2 separate regions of the Homo sapiens genome follow, and region 1 is linked to region 2. A link is a loop called in an ENCODE intact Hi-C map of the cell type or tissue named here. Cell type or tissue: psoas muscle. All regions are shown on one strand. Each heading gives the region's core, and the rest is flanking DNA. Links, peaks and the distances in the headings are about the cores only.

Region 1 (7,940 bases), core at 1,559-6,558, 310 kb before region 2:
TTGTTAGAACAAACTGGGATAGGTACTAAGTTAAATATAATAATAGCTTTTTTTCTTCTAAATGTTATAAACTCCCCTTGAGATTATAATATAAACCACTGCATCTAGCCAAAATGTTCTCAGTAGCATTCTCCTTGGAGAATGGGTTATACCAGTTCTTAAACCTGAAAGCCTGTAATTGCACATTTCTCACAAACTCTTAGGAGATGCTGACACAACTTGTTCATAGTGGAATTGAGATTTTTTGTTTTGTTTTGTTTTTTGAGATGGAGTCTCACTCTGTTGCCCAGGCTGGAGTGCAGTGGCACAGTCTCGGCTCACTGCAACCTCCGTCTCCCGGGTTCAAGTGATTCTCCTGTCTCAGCCTTCCGAGTAGCTGAGATTACAGGCGCATGCCACTACACCCGGCAAATTTTTTACCTTTTTGGTAGAGACGGGGTTTCACCATGTTGGCCAGGCTTGTCTCGAACTCTTGACCTCAGGTAATCCACCCACTTCGGCCTTCCAGAGTGCTGGGATTACAGGCATAAGCCACCGTGCCCAGCCTGGAATTGTTAAATATATGACGTCATTTTAAAATTGAATCCTGTAATTAGCACTTGATTCATATTAAAGTTCAGTTTTTCCTCTTAGCTTGGGCAGGCAGTTTTAAACAGAGATGTGTCTTGATTGCTTATAGGAAGAAGATGTTGACTTCCTGGCCAGATTTTCTAAGTTGGTAAATGGAATGGGACAGTCATTGATAGTTAGTTGGAGTAAATTAATTAAGAATGGGGATATTAAGAATGCTCAAGAGGCACTACAAGCTATTGAAACAAAAGTGGCACTGATGTTGCAGCTACTAATTCATGAGGATGATGATATTTCTTCTAATATTATTGGATTTTGTTACGATTATCTTCATATTTTGAAACAGGTAAGTTTTTGTTTTATTCTTTTTGCTCAATACATAATACAAAGGAGCCATGGAGAAGTGGAAAATATGGAAAAATTAAAAATGAGAAAATACCCATAATTCTACTACCTAAAGATATTTACTGTTAAATACTAATGTATTTCCATCTTAAAAAAAAAAGAATTGGCCAGAAAATAGTTTCAGGTTCTAAATTCAGTAGACTAACCAGCTTCAGAGGTAGTTATAGGTTTAGGTTTTTTTTTTTATTTTGAACCTGTCTTTATTTGTGAATACAGTTGAAATTTTCATAAGCATGGTTTGTTATTTTAATTTACATATACATCATTCATTTCTCATAAACAATTTTTTTTTCTTTTTTGAGACGGAGTTTTGCTGTTGTTGCCCAGGCTGGAGTGCAATGGCGTGATGTCAGCTCACCACAACCTCCACCTCCCAGGTTCAAGCGATTTTCCTGCCTCAACCTCCCAAGTACCTGGGATTACAGGCATGCACCACCACATCCAGCTGATTTTGTACTTTTAGTAGACAGGGTTTCTCCATGTTGGTCAGGCTGGTCTTGAACTCCCTACCTCAGGTGATCTGCCCACCACAGCCTCCCAAAGTGCTGGGATTACAGGTGTGAGCCACCACGCCCGGCAACAATTTTTTACAATTAAAGTTTCCCCCACTTCCAGAAAGAACTTGTAGGTGGTGTTAGTCTCCATATTATAGCATTTAGCAATTAAAATAATTAGTAACTTATCAATATGATATTAGATGAAAGCCATTTCTGTATATTTACTTTGAATTAATTGAGTCAAGTCAAACTTAAAATATGTTCCCAAATGACTTTAGTTTCTGTTTTATTGTAGTAAACATAACATGTATCTTTATGTATACTTCAAGAAATTTTATGCAGTGTGGAAAGGTATGATCACTATTGGTAATTCCATTGTATATCTCTTAATGGTTTTGTAGGCTTGTTTTGCTTTGTTTAAAAACCTTTGCAGAATATGTTATAGGTGTCTTTGTCTACATGTCAAGTTACTTACTAGAAGTGGCATTACTTGATCTTAGGTTAGGTATATTTTAAATATAGGCAGCTGCTGCTAAACTGCCCTCCAAAAAAGTTGTGTGCATGTTTTCAAAGATCTTGATTGATTACAGGCCAGGCATAATGGCTGTCACCTGTAATCCCAGCACTTGGTAAGGCTGAGGCGGGAGGATTGTTTGAGGCCAGGAGTTTGAGACCAGCCTGGGCAACATAGGAAGACTCCATTTCTATAAATAATAAAAAGAAAACTAGCCAAGTGTGGTGGCACATGCCTGCGGTCCCAGCTAACTTGGGAGGGTGAGGTGGGAGGATCTCTTGAGCCAGGGAGTTGGGGGTTGCAGTGAGCCATGACTGCGCCACTGCACTCCAGCCTGGGCAACAGAGCAAGACCTTGTCTCAAAAAAAAAAAAAAAAACCAGGTCTTAATTGATTCGAAAAATGTTCTGATATGCAGGTATAACTTTAGAAAACCTAATAAGTTATTGCTTCCTTTTTAACAGCTTACAGTGCTCTCGGATCAGCAAAAAGCTAATGTAGAGGTAATTGACTTTATGCTTCTTTTAAACCAATGATAGATTTTTAGTCTGTAATTTGCCTTGAAATGTAGCTTAATTTCAAATTATATCAAATTAGAAGGAGACTGACAAAAACTCTTTTATTCTCAATTTTATTCTTAGGCAATCATGTTGGCCGTTATGAAAAAATTGACTTACGATGAAGAATATAACTTTGAAAATGAGGTAAGAATTTTTTTTTGTTGAGGAGAAAGGAGTTTTAATTTTATTATTATATCAAATTAATATTTCAAGTTCTTATTGTTTCGGGGCCCTTTAAAACATGAAGTTCTTGAAAAATTAGTCTGTTTATATTGACACCAACCTTGGGTGAAATTAATAGAAGCCTCTTAATCCTTCCTTTTTGATATTTTATCCATTAACAACCACCCCCCCTCCTTTTTTTTTGCTTTGAGACAGAGTCTCACTCTGTCACCCAGGCTGGAGTGCAGTGGTGCCATCTCAGCTCACTGCATCCTCTGCCTCCTGGGTTCAAGTGATTCTTGTGCCTCAGCCACCTTAGTAGCTGGGATTACAGGCATGTGCCACCATGCCCGGCTAATTCTTGTATTTTTAGTAGAGACGGGGTTTCGCCGTGTTGGCCAAGTTGGTCTTGAACTCCTGGCCTCAAGTGATCTGCCTGCCTCAGCCTCCCAAAGTGTTGGGATTATAGGTGTGAGCCACTGCACCTGTCCCATTAACAGCCCTTTTACAAATACTGTGTAGCACTGAACATAGTAAAATATTGATAATATTATTGGTGATCATATTTCACTTTATATTTTGTAAGAATGATGAACTCCAGTCACAAGACTGTATTGGCAGAGTGGAAATGAGGCGCTCTAGACTTGTTCCAGTTAAAGGTCTTTTTCAAGATTGTGAGTGGGTCAGCTTCCCATCAAACAAGGGCCATTGGTGCTTTCTAGGTATTCAGTCATGGTATTTGCTGCTAAGCTTTGTTCTAAAGTGTTGTATTCCCCCACCTCAGACATTCAAAAACTTAGGGTTGTAAAAGGATAATAGTGGTGCTGACCAACACACTGCGCACCTGGGATGTGCCAGGCTCCTAAGATTGAATATCTCCAGTTATACCATATTATTACCACTTTTTACAGTGGATATTGACTTACAAGAATAAATAAGGTGCAAAGAATTCAAAGCCCATTCTAGTGCTAGAGTATTGTCTTTAACCTTCTTAGACTATTTCTAGCTCTAGGCTTTTGAGGTCTACGGCTTTGTGCAGAAATACTTATTTGTGAGCTGGAGGGAAGAAGTTATTAAGCTTAATAAGTTTTTCTATATAAATAGTGACAAAAATAAAAGTACGAAATATGTAAATGCGGAAAAATACAGGAGAACTGGATATTTACATGAATTTTAAGGTCTTTTAAGTTTTTAATTTTTATTATTATACTTTAAGTTTTGGGGTACATGTGCAGAACGTGCAGGTTTGTTACATAGGTATACATGTAGCCATGGTGGTTTGCTGCGCCGATCAACCCATAAGTTTTTTGAATGAGGATTTTAACCTGTATCATAGGGTGAAGATGAAGCCATGTTTGTAGAATATAGAAAACAACTGAAGTTACTGTTGGACAGGCTTGCTCAAGTTTCACCAGAGTTACTACTGGCCTCTGTTCGCAGAGTTTTTAGTTCTACACTGCAGTAAGTTTGTCATTACTTTTGTAACAAGCCTACTTCTTTCTTTTGCTCTTTGATATGGGTCAAAATAAATGATTCATATGACTTATTAATCCATGTTACTTATTGAGATCTTATGTGTATCTCTGGAAACAATGCACTTGTCTTCTTGATTTATCTTGATCCTTTCTACCTTTGTGATGTATTGCCTGGGAAAGTTAACAGTTGCTATGACTTTTTAATAATTAAAAAGGCTTTTGTTGGTGTCTTACCCTGTGCATAATTTGCTGTATGAAAAATTTATCTTTAAATCTCACTGACATATTATACCTTGGTAGGAATTGGCAGACTACACGGTTTATGGAAGTTGAAGTAGCAATAAGATTGCTGTATATGTTGGCAGAAGCTCTTCCAGTATCTCATGGTGCTCACTTCTCAGGTGATGTTTCAAAAGCTAGTGCTTTGCAGGATATGATGCGAACTGTAAGTATACTGGAGATAATTTTGACCATAAATTTCTGTTTTCAGTATAAGCTAATGGGAGTTCCTTAATTGTTAGAGCTTAGTATATGTTAATACCGGGGCATTTTGATGTTGCAATAAATAAGAAGAGGTTTCCTAACTTTTTCCTGATCTAGCTGGTAACATCAGGAGTCAGTTCCTATCAGCATACATCTGTGACATTGGAGTTCTTCGAAACTGTTGTTAGATATGAAAAGTTTTTCACAGTTGAACCTCAGCACATTCCATGTGTACTAGTAAGTACTCTGGATTTTTGTTACTTTCCATGGGTTTCAGCTAATGACTTGATAGTGTAGTATTGTATTTTTCTGTCTATAACTTTTCTCAGAATCAAAACCTCTCAGAAGTGCTTGGCACACACTGAAAGTAACCCCTCCTCCATTTCTTTTAAATGGATAGTTTGTGCCCAATTAGTCAACTAAAACAAGTTCTCAAGGGACTGTTTGTGTGTAGTTTAGAATTACTCGTATATTCCTAGTCCCTGCCTTTTAGGAGCTAAGAAGTAAAATTTGGTGTGAACAAAAATGTAGCAGGACAATATCAACAAAACCCTTGAAAAAATGCAGAAATAGTAAAAGTGTCTCCTTCTTTAGATGGCTTTCTTAGATCACAGAGGTCTGCGGCATTCCAGTGCAAAAGTTCGGAGCAGGACGGCTTACCTGTTTTCTAGATTTGTCAAATCTCTCAAGTAAGTATAAAATTGCAGCTATTATGTTTAGTTATTTTTTAAGTTACTGGATAGATGTAAAACAATAGTAAAGACATGGAATCAACCTAGGTGCCCATCAGTGGTGGATTAGATAAAGAAAATGTAGGCCAGGTATGGTGGCTCATGCCTATAATCCCAACACTCTGGGAGGCCGATCACAAGGTCAGGAGTTGGAGACCAGCCTGGCCAACATGGTGAAACCCCATCTCTACTAAAGATACAAAAAATTAGCTAGGCATGGTGGCGGGTTCCTGTAATCCCACCTACTCAGGAGGCTGAGGCAGGAGAATCGCTTGAACCTGGGAGGTGGAGGTTGCAGTGAGCCAAGATCACACTCCAGCCTGGGTGACAGCGTGAGACTCAGTCTCAAAAAAAAAAAAAAAGAAAAAGAAAATGTAGTACACATACATCATGAAATACTAAACAGCCATAACAAAGAACAAAATCATGTCCTTTACAGCAACATGGATGCAGCTGGAGGCCTTTAATCTAAGCAAATTAACGCAGAAACAAAAAAACAAATGCCACATGTTCTCACTTATAAGTGAGAGCTAAATCTTGGGTACACACAGATATGAAGCTGGGAACAAAAGACACTTGGGACTCCAAAATGAGGGAGTGGGGCAAGTGCTGAAAAACTTCCTGTTGGGTACTGTGTTCAATATCTGGGCAATGGGATTGGATCAATAGAAGCGCAAACCTCAGCATCCCGTGATATACCCGTGTAACAAACCTCCATGTGTACCCCCTGAATTTAAAATGAAGATGGAGGCCTGGCGCGGTGGCCCACGCCTGTAATCCCAGCACTTTGGGAGGCTGAGGCGGGTGGATCACCTAAGATCAGGAGTTTGAGACTAGCCTGGCCAACATGATGAAACCCGGTCTCTACTAAAAATACAGAAAATTAGCCGGGCATGGTGGTGGGCACCTGTAATCCCAGCTAACAGAAGGCTGAGGCAGGAGAATCACTTGAACCCAGGAAGCAGAATTTGCAGTGAGCAGAGATCGTGCCATTGCACTCCAGCCTGGGTGACAAGAGTGAAACTCTGTCTCAAAAAAATAAAATGAAGATGGAAATAAAAAAAAAGTAGACATATAAATTATTTTCCAAGAGCCTATGGTAGATTTGGTTCTTCCTGTTCAAGTCAAGTCATGCTTTGTCAGGTCAGGTAGATGTACTCCCGACCTTTTTTTTTTTTTTTTTTTGAGACAGATTTTCGTTCTTGTTGCCCAGGCTGGAGTACAATGGCATGATCTTGACTCACTGCAACCCCTGCCTCCTGGGTTGAAGCGATTCTCCTGCCTCAGCCTACTGAGTAGCCAGGATTACAGGTGTCCATCGCCACACCCGGCTAATTTTTTGTATTTTTAGTAGAGATGGGGCTTCACCATGTTGGTCAGGCTGGCCTTGAACTCCTGACCTGAGATGATCCACCCTCTTCAGCCTCCCAAAGTGCTGGTATTACAGGCATGAGCCACCGCGCCCAGCCCCCTTTTTATGTTGCCACTTCCTTTCCTGCTCATCAGCCAAGTACTTAGTTCAATAGTAAAAGTTTTCATTGTTTTTTGTTGTTATTTTTTTGAGATGGGGGTCTCATGCTGTCGCCTAGGCTGGAGTATAGTGGCTGGATCCCAGTTCACTGCAACCTCAACCTCCTCAGGCTCAGGTGATCTTCCCACCTCAGCCCCCTGAGCACCTGGGACTACAGGCGTGTGACGATGGCCGGCTAATTTTTGTATTTTTTGTAGAATCAGTCTCACCACATTGCCCAGCCTGGTCTCAAATTCTTTAGCTCAGTCTTCCCACCTCGGCCTCCCAACGTGTTGGGATTACAGAAATGAGCCACTGCACTTGGCCTGTATTATTCTTTACTAGTACTATTTTTTGCGAATGAAAACTACTCCTTATTAGGTTTATAAGATTGTAAGTCATTTTGACAATCTTATCACTACAGAGCAGATAAAGGTAATTTTTAAAAATTAACCATAGCTAATCTTAATCAGAAGTGACTAGCCTACAACTGAACTTTTTTTTAGTTCTGTCTTAAAGGGGGAATTTGGTATTTTAGCACTGTTTTGAGCACTGTTATTAATTGTGATTTCCTTTTTCTGTTTTTCAGTAAGCAAATGAATCCTTTCATTGAGGATATTTTGAATAGAATACAAGATTTATTAGAGCTTTCTCCACCTGTAAGTATCTGTCTCTTTAAGATATTTTACCCAGAATTCATTGAAGCCACACGTGCCATTAGCCTTGCCTTTGTTGGCATTTAAAAAAAAAAATTGGTGGTGGAGGGAAGTGTATGTGCAAAGATTAGTTCTATTTACCAAAATTCTGTTGACATAGTAAACAAAACATAGTAATAGGAATCAAGAGTTGACAGATCAATTTGGCAGCATGGGGTATATTGTTAAAATGTTGAAGCATTTTATGAAGAAGAAAAAATTCATTAAAGATGAGCTTGCTGTTAAAATGAAAAGTATATTAAAAATTTTAAAAACCAAAAGAAAATAAAAATTTAAAAAATTCAACTTCTAAATTATTCTGTTTAATCCTATAATTGT
Region 2 (7,940 bases), core at 1,768-6,767:
ACACCCCAGCCCTGCCACTTTTAATTTAAAAACAAAACCAAAAGTACAGATATGAAAGGCAAAAAAAAAAAAAAAAAAAAAAAGCTTCAGAATATTATCAGGGGCCAGGTTTCCTGATGGCCAGGACAGCTCTTAGAGGGCAGAATGATAAATATCCTGGCCCTGAATCAATTAGTCTAACTCTGCAGCTGTCAGGTATTACTGCCCAAAGGCAGGCACTTCAGGAGAAAGGCAATCCATATGTTACTCAGTGGGGGAAAAACCTCACACACAAAAAACGATGTCTCCAGGGATGATACAAGACCCACTGTTACAGATAATTTTCCTGGTTCGAAGACCCCCAGGCAAACTGAGCAGCTTGGAAAACAGTCATCAAGTGTGAATGTCAATATGGAAGAGGTCACAGCAGGAAAGGAGGGTCAGAGAGAGATACCATCTCCAGAATGAGATCAAGACAACAAGCCATCTACAGACCCTGAAGTGTGACTAACAGATCTTCAGTGATATCTGTAAAATGAATGAGGTGAAGCCAGTTCCTCAGATACTACTATGATGTCCAAGGCAGTTTTAAAAGAAAAGAGGAAACATAAAAAAACCCAGAGATATAAAATGGTGACTGTCATCTCACCAAAAATTGCAAGAGCCACCACCTGTATAATGGGAGGCTTGTTCCTTTTTTGGTGAGGTGGGGGGAAGCTCTTTTTTGTTTTGTTGTTTTTTGAGACAGGGTCTCATTTTGTCACCCGAGCTGGAGTGCAGTGGCACAATCACAGCTCACTGTGGCCTTGACCTCCCAGACTCAACTGATCCTCCTGCCTCAGCATCCAGAGCAACTGGGACTACAGGTACACACCATGATGCCCAGCTAAATTTTGTATTTTTTTATTTTTCGTAGCAATGCCATGTTGCCTGGGCTGGTCTCAAACTTCTGAATTCAAGTGATCCGCCTGCCCTGGCCTCCCAAAGTGCTGGGATTACAGGCGTGAGCCACTGCACCCAGCCGAGGCTCTTTCTAATGGCATTTTGCTCTCTGGAGATAAAGGGGTAAGTTCCAGTATAAATCCAAAGTCACTAAGATTCAGCACAAGTACCGTAAGCACAAGTCATTCCAGGACTCCTTCTCCCTAGAAATCTATAATGATCACACTCCCCTAAATATAATGGATAAAATGTCTCCTCTTCTAGAATTTTATTTGAATAAGCGGACAGTCTCAAAATTAGCATACTATATCAGGAGATGGGAGACTTCTAGCAAATACCAAGTATGAATGAAGAGTTAAAAAGAATTATACCTACCTCTGGTTTTTATATAACCAAGAATTTGGATGGATTCACCCATCAATGTGATGACTTTGAGAAACACTAGTTTCACAGTATTGCTTTTGTCTAGTATAAACTTAAAAATTCATTTAAGGGCTGGGCACAGTGGCTCTCGCTGGTAATCCCAGCACTTTGGGAGGCCAAGGCAGGAGGATCACTTGAGCTCAGGAGGCCAAGGCTGCAGTGAGCCATGTTTGAGCCACCACATTCCAACCTGGTGAGAGAGCACCTATCTCAAACAAACAAAAAAATCATTTACGGATTGGAACAGAAAAAGCTTTGACAAGACCAAAAATATATCTATTTTTTGAGACAGATTTTTTGCTCTGTTGCCCAGGCTGGAGTGCAATGGTGCGATCTCGGCTCACTGCAATCTCCACCTCCTGGGTTCAAGCAATACTCTTGCTTCAGCCTCCCAAGTAGTTGGGATTACAGGCACCTGCCACCACACCTGGCTAATTTTTTTTTTTTGTTGTTTTTTTTTTTTTTTTGAGACGGAGTCTCACTCTGTCACCCAGGCTGGAGTACAGTAGCACGATCTCAGCTCACTGCAAGCTCTGCCTCCCGGTTTGATGCCATTCTCCTGCCTCAGCCTCCCAAGTAGCTGGGACTACAGGCGCCTGCCACCACGCCCAGCTACTTTTTTTGTATTTTCAGTAGAGACGGGGTTTCACCGTTTTAGCCAGGATGGCCTCGATCTCCTGACCTCGTGATCCGCCTGACTCAGCCTCCCAAAGTGCTGGGATTACAGGTGTGAACCACCGCGCCCAGCCTCTTTTTTTTTGAGATGGAGTCTCACTCTGTTGCCCAGGCTGGAGTGCAGTGGTGTGATCTTGGCTCACTGCAAGCTCCGCCTCCTGGGTTCACACCATTCTCCTGCCTCAGTCTCCCGAGTAACTGGGACTATAGGCGCCCGCCACCACACCTGGCTAATTTTTTGTATTTTTTAGTAGAGACGGGGTTTCACTGTGTTAGCCAGGATGGTCTCGATCTCCTGACCTCCTGATCCGCCTGCCTCGGCCTCCCAAAGTGCTGGCATTACAGGCGTGAGCCACCGCGCCTGGCCTAATTTTTGTATTTTTAGTAGAGACAAGGTTTCACCATGTTGGCCAGGCTGGTTTCAAATTCTTGACCTCAGGTGATCCACACCTGCCTTGGCCTCCCAAAGTGCTAGGATTACAGGCGTGAGCCACCATGCCCAGACAAAAAAATAAATTATTTGATAAATCACTTTCTCAGGTTGAGAATGTTCTTAGGATTTAAGTATATAAATATCCTAATCAAATGAAAGTCCTTAGAAAACCCTGGGGTAGACTGGCTGTGGTGGCTCATGCCTGTAATGAGGGGAGGAGGGCTGATTGCTTGAGCCCAGGTGTTCCAGACCAGCCTGGGCAACATAATGAAACCCCGTCTCTACAAAAACAAACAAACAAACAAAAAACAAAAAACAAAAATTAGCTGGGCATGGTGGTGTGCACCTATAGTCCCAGCTACTCAGGAGGCTGAGGTAGGAGAATCACCTGAGCCTGGGAGGTGGAGGATGCAGTGAGCCAAGATTGTGCCACCACACTCCAGCCTAAGTTACAGAGCAAGACCCTGTCTCAAAAAAAAAAAAAAAAAAAAAAAAAAAAAAATTCCTGGGGCTTAAATCAAAGGGTATCATGCATTGAACCTGCTTATTCTTGCTCTGAAAGAATGACACTTGCATAATTACTGAAAAGAACAAGATGGCAACGGGCTCTCAGAACACATCAGGTTTCCAGACACCCAAACCCTGATGTTGAATTTCTGTAGAGTTATCAAAGAAAAGGCTCCAAACATACCAGAAAGCACCCCAAATCCATTTAGTGAAAAGCACTGTAACTACATGAGAAAGTGCAGAATCCCATATCTTGGTTGCTTCAGCTGGACTTGCCCCTCAGTTCCAGCTTTCCTGACAAGGAAGAAGCTGGGGCATCACCTGGTTCCACCTGATAATGGAGGCTTAACATCCTCTTACTTTTACAAAAGTAGGGGAACCAAGGCTGATTTTGTCCAAAGCCAACAGGTCGTCTTCCTGACTCCCAGTTCAGTTCTATTTCCCTGGGACGGTGCTGTGTCATTCTAGTTTTCCTACTAACCTTTTCCTTTTTAGAATTCCTTTTGCAGAACTTCTACCACCAAATCTAAAGCTAAACTAGTCAGAGGAGAAAACGTCAATAGTCAATCTTTGACATCTACACATATGACCTTGTCCCATTTCTCCCACACAGCTTAAGTCCACCAGTCAGTTAAATGTGCACTGATCTGGCTGTCAAGGCTGCTGACAGCTCAGCTCATTATGCCCAACTCACAAGCCTGTGCCACTCACACAGAACAGCTGGCACTGAGACAACTATGCTGCCAACACATGATGCATCACCCATCGTCTCCGACATTCTTTGTGCCAGGGGAAAGCTGGGGCATTTCATGCTTCTCAAATTACACCTGTCAATGCAGCAATGTAAATTCTGAGAATGCACAGACTTAATTTTCAGTCCCTGATCTGCCACTTACTTTGCGACCTTGGCAAAATCCATTCAACCAATGTGGATGTTCCCCAGTGTATGTTAGGGGCTGGATATTTTAAGTTTAGATAGTTCCTCTTTTCTAGGACATCCTAGACTGAAAAAGACAAACTTAATAGGGTGTGACAAGTGTGAGGCCAGCTGGGAACATATAGGAAGGGGCATCTACCCCATGTGGGAGCAGGATTATGAAGCGACTTCCCAGAGGGAGCGGTAAACCAAAGCCCTAAAGGACAATTAACTTGACTAGCTGAAGAAGGCGCGAGATGGGCATTCCAGAAGGAAGGAGTAGTCACTTGTACAAAAGCCAGGAGGTGACAGAGAAGGTCCGCTTAGGAAGTACAAGGAGTTCAGTACAACTGCTACCTTCTGTCTCTTGAACAAGCCTAGCTTATCCCTACATCTGGGCCTTCGCATTTACCGTCCTGCTCAGGACACTCTTCCCACAGATCTCTGCACAGCTAAATCCTTCTCAACATCCACATCTGCTCAAATGCCAAATGCCTAAGAGGCTTTCACTGACCACTGCAGCTTAAATATCTGGTGCTCCCTGACACAAGGATTTAAGAACTGATCTTGTGACCAGGCATGGTGGCTCGCGCCTGTAATCCCAGCACTTTGGGAGGCCGAGGCAGGCAGATCATGAGGTCAGGAGATCTAGACCATCCTGGCTAACACGGTGAAACCCCATCTCTACTAAAACAAAAACAAAAACAAAAAATTAGCTGGGCATGGTGGCAGGTACCTATAGTCCTAGCTACTAGGGAGGCTGGGCAGGACAATAGCGTGAACCCAGGAGGCGGAGCTTGCAGTGAGCTGAGATCGCACCACTGCACTCCAGCCTGGGTGACAGAGCAAGACTCCATCTCAAAAAAAATGAAAAAACAAAACAAAACTCATCTTGTTTGATTGCTCCTTGCCGTATGCAAGGCTCCTTGGTGTACCGTGCTGGCAAGGAAGATAATAAATACTTGTTGACTGAACTATAATGTAATGGTTAAGTATACAGACTTTGGAGCCAGACTGCCCCAGTTCAAATGCAGGGCTCTGCTACTTTTTGGCTACGTGATCTTCAGCAAACAACTTCTCTGCTTCAGTTTTCCTCATCTGCAAAATAGGGATAACAGTACCTCTATCTCATCAACTGTGAGGATTGAATGAGTTAAATCAGGTAATAAACTTAGAATAGCACCTGTCCCATACTAAACACTCAATAAATGTTAGCTATATTATTGAAATGGCTTCTCAGGAACCAGACTTCATTTAGATTGCTTAGAGAAGGTGAAGTTTCTGATTTTTAACATTTAGATGGCAATGTTAACTTAAAGAAAAAAAGGAACAGTTTTTTCCACAGGCAGCTGGCTGACACATTTCACTATGATCTCATTCAGCCTCCTTCCCATGTGGGCTGAGGTAGCCCTGCTCCTAAAAACAGAACATGGCTGCTGACATGGTCTCCTCAATCAGTTCCAAACACCAACCTCAAGAAAACACTTTTAAGATTTAATGGTCTTCTAAACTTGCTTATCTCCTTTGAAAGAGGAAGCCTGTTTAGAAGGCACTGAAATTTGTAGGGAAAAGTGACTAGCTTTAGGAATGTGGGTCTTCAGAGAAAAACACAAAACGTAATTATGAAGGCCATTTTACCCTTCCAAGAGAATTTTAACAGAATTCCATCAAGAGTGTTTTAAAAGGAAATAAGTGAAAAATAGACATTTAAACAAGTAAACATCAAGCTCCAAAATTAAACTAAAGTACCCAATATACCCAGAAAGTCTGGCCCATTTAAAAACCCACTTTGCAATTTTAGCTTAAAGTGTGTATTTGTTCATCTTCCTTGGTCTCACAGAACTGGGACTGAAACTGAAATTGTGATATCAGGAAGGAGAGAAGACATAGCTGGTGGAGGCTGTCAATTCTTTTCTCCTGAGTGTTGGAGGACAGTATTTTGGATGAAGGTCCTCATGACTGCTAGGAACAAAGTGCCTCAGCATTAGGTACCACGTTTAGAAAAAGACACTGAAACCAAATGGGAAAGACAACAGAACAATGTGGCATATTATGGCAGTTCTAGGAGAGAGAACCAGGAAAGCAACAAAGCATTCATAAGGAAGAGCCCAGCACAGGGAAAGACTAATTCCTAGAAGACATGTTTTTGATAGCCTTATACTCAAAGCAAGGTCAGGCCAGCAGCAGACATCACCCGGGAGCTGATCAGAAATGGAGAAGCAGAATCTGCATTTTAACCAGATCCCAGGGGATTCACACACAGAAAAGCCTGAGGGGCTCTGCTCTACAAGGCAGTGGGCCCCAAACCAGGCTGCCTCTCAGAATCACCTGCAAACTTCAAAAGGAAAAAAGGCAGATGTTGGGTCCCTATTCCAGACCAAGTGAGTCAATCATACTCTTTCTGGATATTGCCCAAGCACGTACCATTTTTCTTCTTCAGTTTCGGAGGGCAATTTTGATGCACATCCTCTGTTGAGAGTCACTGCTCCAGAACAAAGTAAAGATCTAGTCTCAAAAGACAAAGAAAAGCTATGCATTCTAATGAGACATGTATATGTGGGGTGAAAATACAGATACAGAGAGCAGTGGGAAGTTAAGGAAAAAAAAAAGCAATCATTGTTTCCACTTAAAAACTCTTCTGCTGCTCAGCCCTAGTGGGAAGAGGAACCTAACCAATCTTATCTCAGGAGGAAACACCTTATTTTCTCAGGCAAGTGCCTACCTGTCCACAGCACCAGCTTGTCAGGCACCTACCTTGCTTGTCTGATTTGGTTTGATCCCAGGTCCTCGAACCAACAGTGGAACTTTGATATCAAACTCATACAGCTGTCTCTTGTCTATTGGCAAGGAAAACTGTCCTGAAAACAAAACACACAATGTAAAGATGGAGCCAAGACAGGAGCCTTGCTCATGTTATGTTTCACTCATTTAATCCACAGCCAAAACTAAAACAACTTTGTTCTACTGATTCTGGTGTTTTAATAGAAAGCTGAAATTTGCCTGGGTCTCTTGTTACTACAAGGCAGGAAAACAACAAATTCATCTTCTCTAAACAAATGACTAGAAGGGACTCCCTGGCTTATGATAGAACAAAATAAGCAAAAATAATGACAGGAAAGTATTGAAACACAAATACATAAAAAATTATGCATGCTACTCAGCCTCATCACAACTGAATGAAGTTTACTCCAAAAACTGTCAAATGAACAAAAACACCTATCCTGTGTTTCCTGAATAAACTGCATCTCAAAATAACCAAATAACTGATAAGGGGAAGTTCTTCTCTGAGGAATTTCAGCTAATAAATACAAAAGAAAGGACAGGATTACAAAATCAATATTTTGCAGTTTCTGAGGGAATAATGAATTTAGGCAGCAATCATCAATGGAACAACAGAAAAGCTCATAGGAAGAGCTAAGGCTGAAACCACCTGACTCATCAATCAACACCAGCACTCCAAAAACAGTGCAGCCAGATGCCACGGGCCTCATGACATGATGCAACAGGAAGTACACAGCAGCAGGTGAGGATGCACTGTCACCTGAAAATGCAAACTTCTATCAAGTCCCTAATCTAACTACCAATCTATAGGAAATGCTAACTAGAGATGAACAAGTTAAGGCACTATAAGACAGCAGTTAGCCAAATTCAAAATGTGAGACATTCTGATGGACAAAGACCCACTTCTCCCTGTAAATTCGTGGCAAATGACAGAGTTAGGAGATACAAGAACTAAAGGTAGTATGTGGACTTTGCCTGCATCTTTTTTTTTTTTTTTGAGATGGAGTCTCGCTCTGTCACCCACACTGGAGTGCAGTGGCACGATCTTGGCTTACTGCAACCTCTGCCTCCTGGGTTCAAGAGATTCTCCTGCCTCAGCCTCCCGAGTAGCTGAGACTACAGGCATGTGCCACCACACCTGGCTAATTTTTGTATTTTTAGTAGAGAAAGAGTTATGCCATGTTGGCCAGGCTGATCTGGAACTCCTGGCCTCAGGTGATCCACCTGCCTTGGCCTCCCAAAGTGCTGGGATTATAGGTGTGAGCCACTGAGGCTGGTGGTCTG

Evidence for each region. Peaks named below come from ENCODE experiments on the same cell type or tissue, not always from the same donor. Only the 100,000 strongest peaks of a DNase experiment are listed, where the experiment ranks them.
Region 1: it touches region 2 in a loop (3-fold over the local background); 2 of 110 quality-filtered maps call a loop at or near these places.

What each region holds. Positions count from the first base shown.
Region 1 is chr12:64,420,556-64,428,495 of GRCh38, forward strand. It overlaps XPOT (exportin for tRNA), which reads left to right. Exons shown (of 25, transcript NM_007235.6): 9 at 680-916; 10 at 2,450-2,488; 11 at 2,627-2,689; 12 at 4,044-4,168; 13 at 4,483-4,627; 14 at 4,783-4,902; 15 at 5,260-5,354; 16 at 7,496-7,565. Among named protein-coding and RNA genes, the nearest start is that of XPOT, 20 kb to the left of the region's middle. In psoas muscle, for the core only: no CTCF peak of the experiment used is centred there; no DNase peak of the experiment used is centred there.
Region 2 is chr12:64,730,375-64,738,314 of GRCh38, forward strand. GNS (glucosamine (N-acetyl)-6-sulfatase) reads right to left here. Exons shown (of 14, transcript NM_002076.4): 9 at 6,630-6,733. Among named protein-coding and RNA genes, the nearest start is that of GNS, 25 kb to the right of the region's middle. In psoas muscle, for the core only: no CTCF peak of the experiment used is centred there; a DNase peak (open chromatin) is centred at 3,677; H3K27ac peaks cover 863 bases.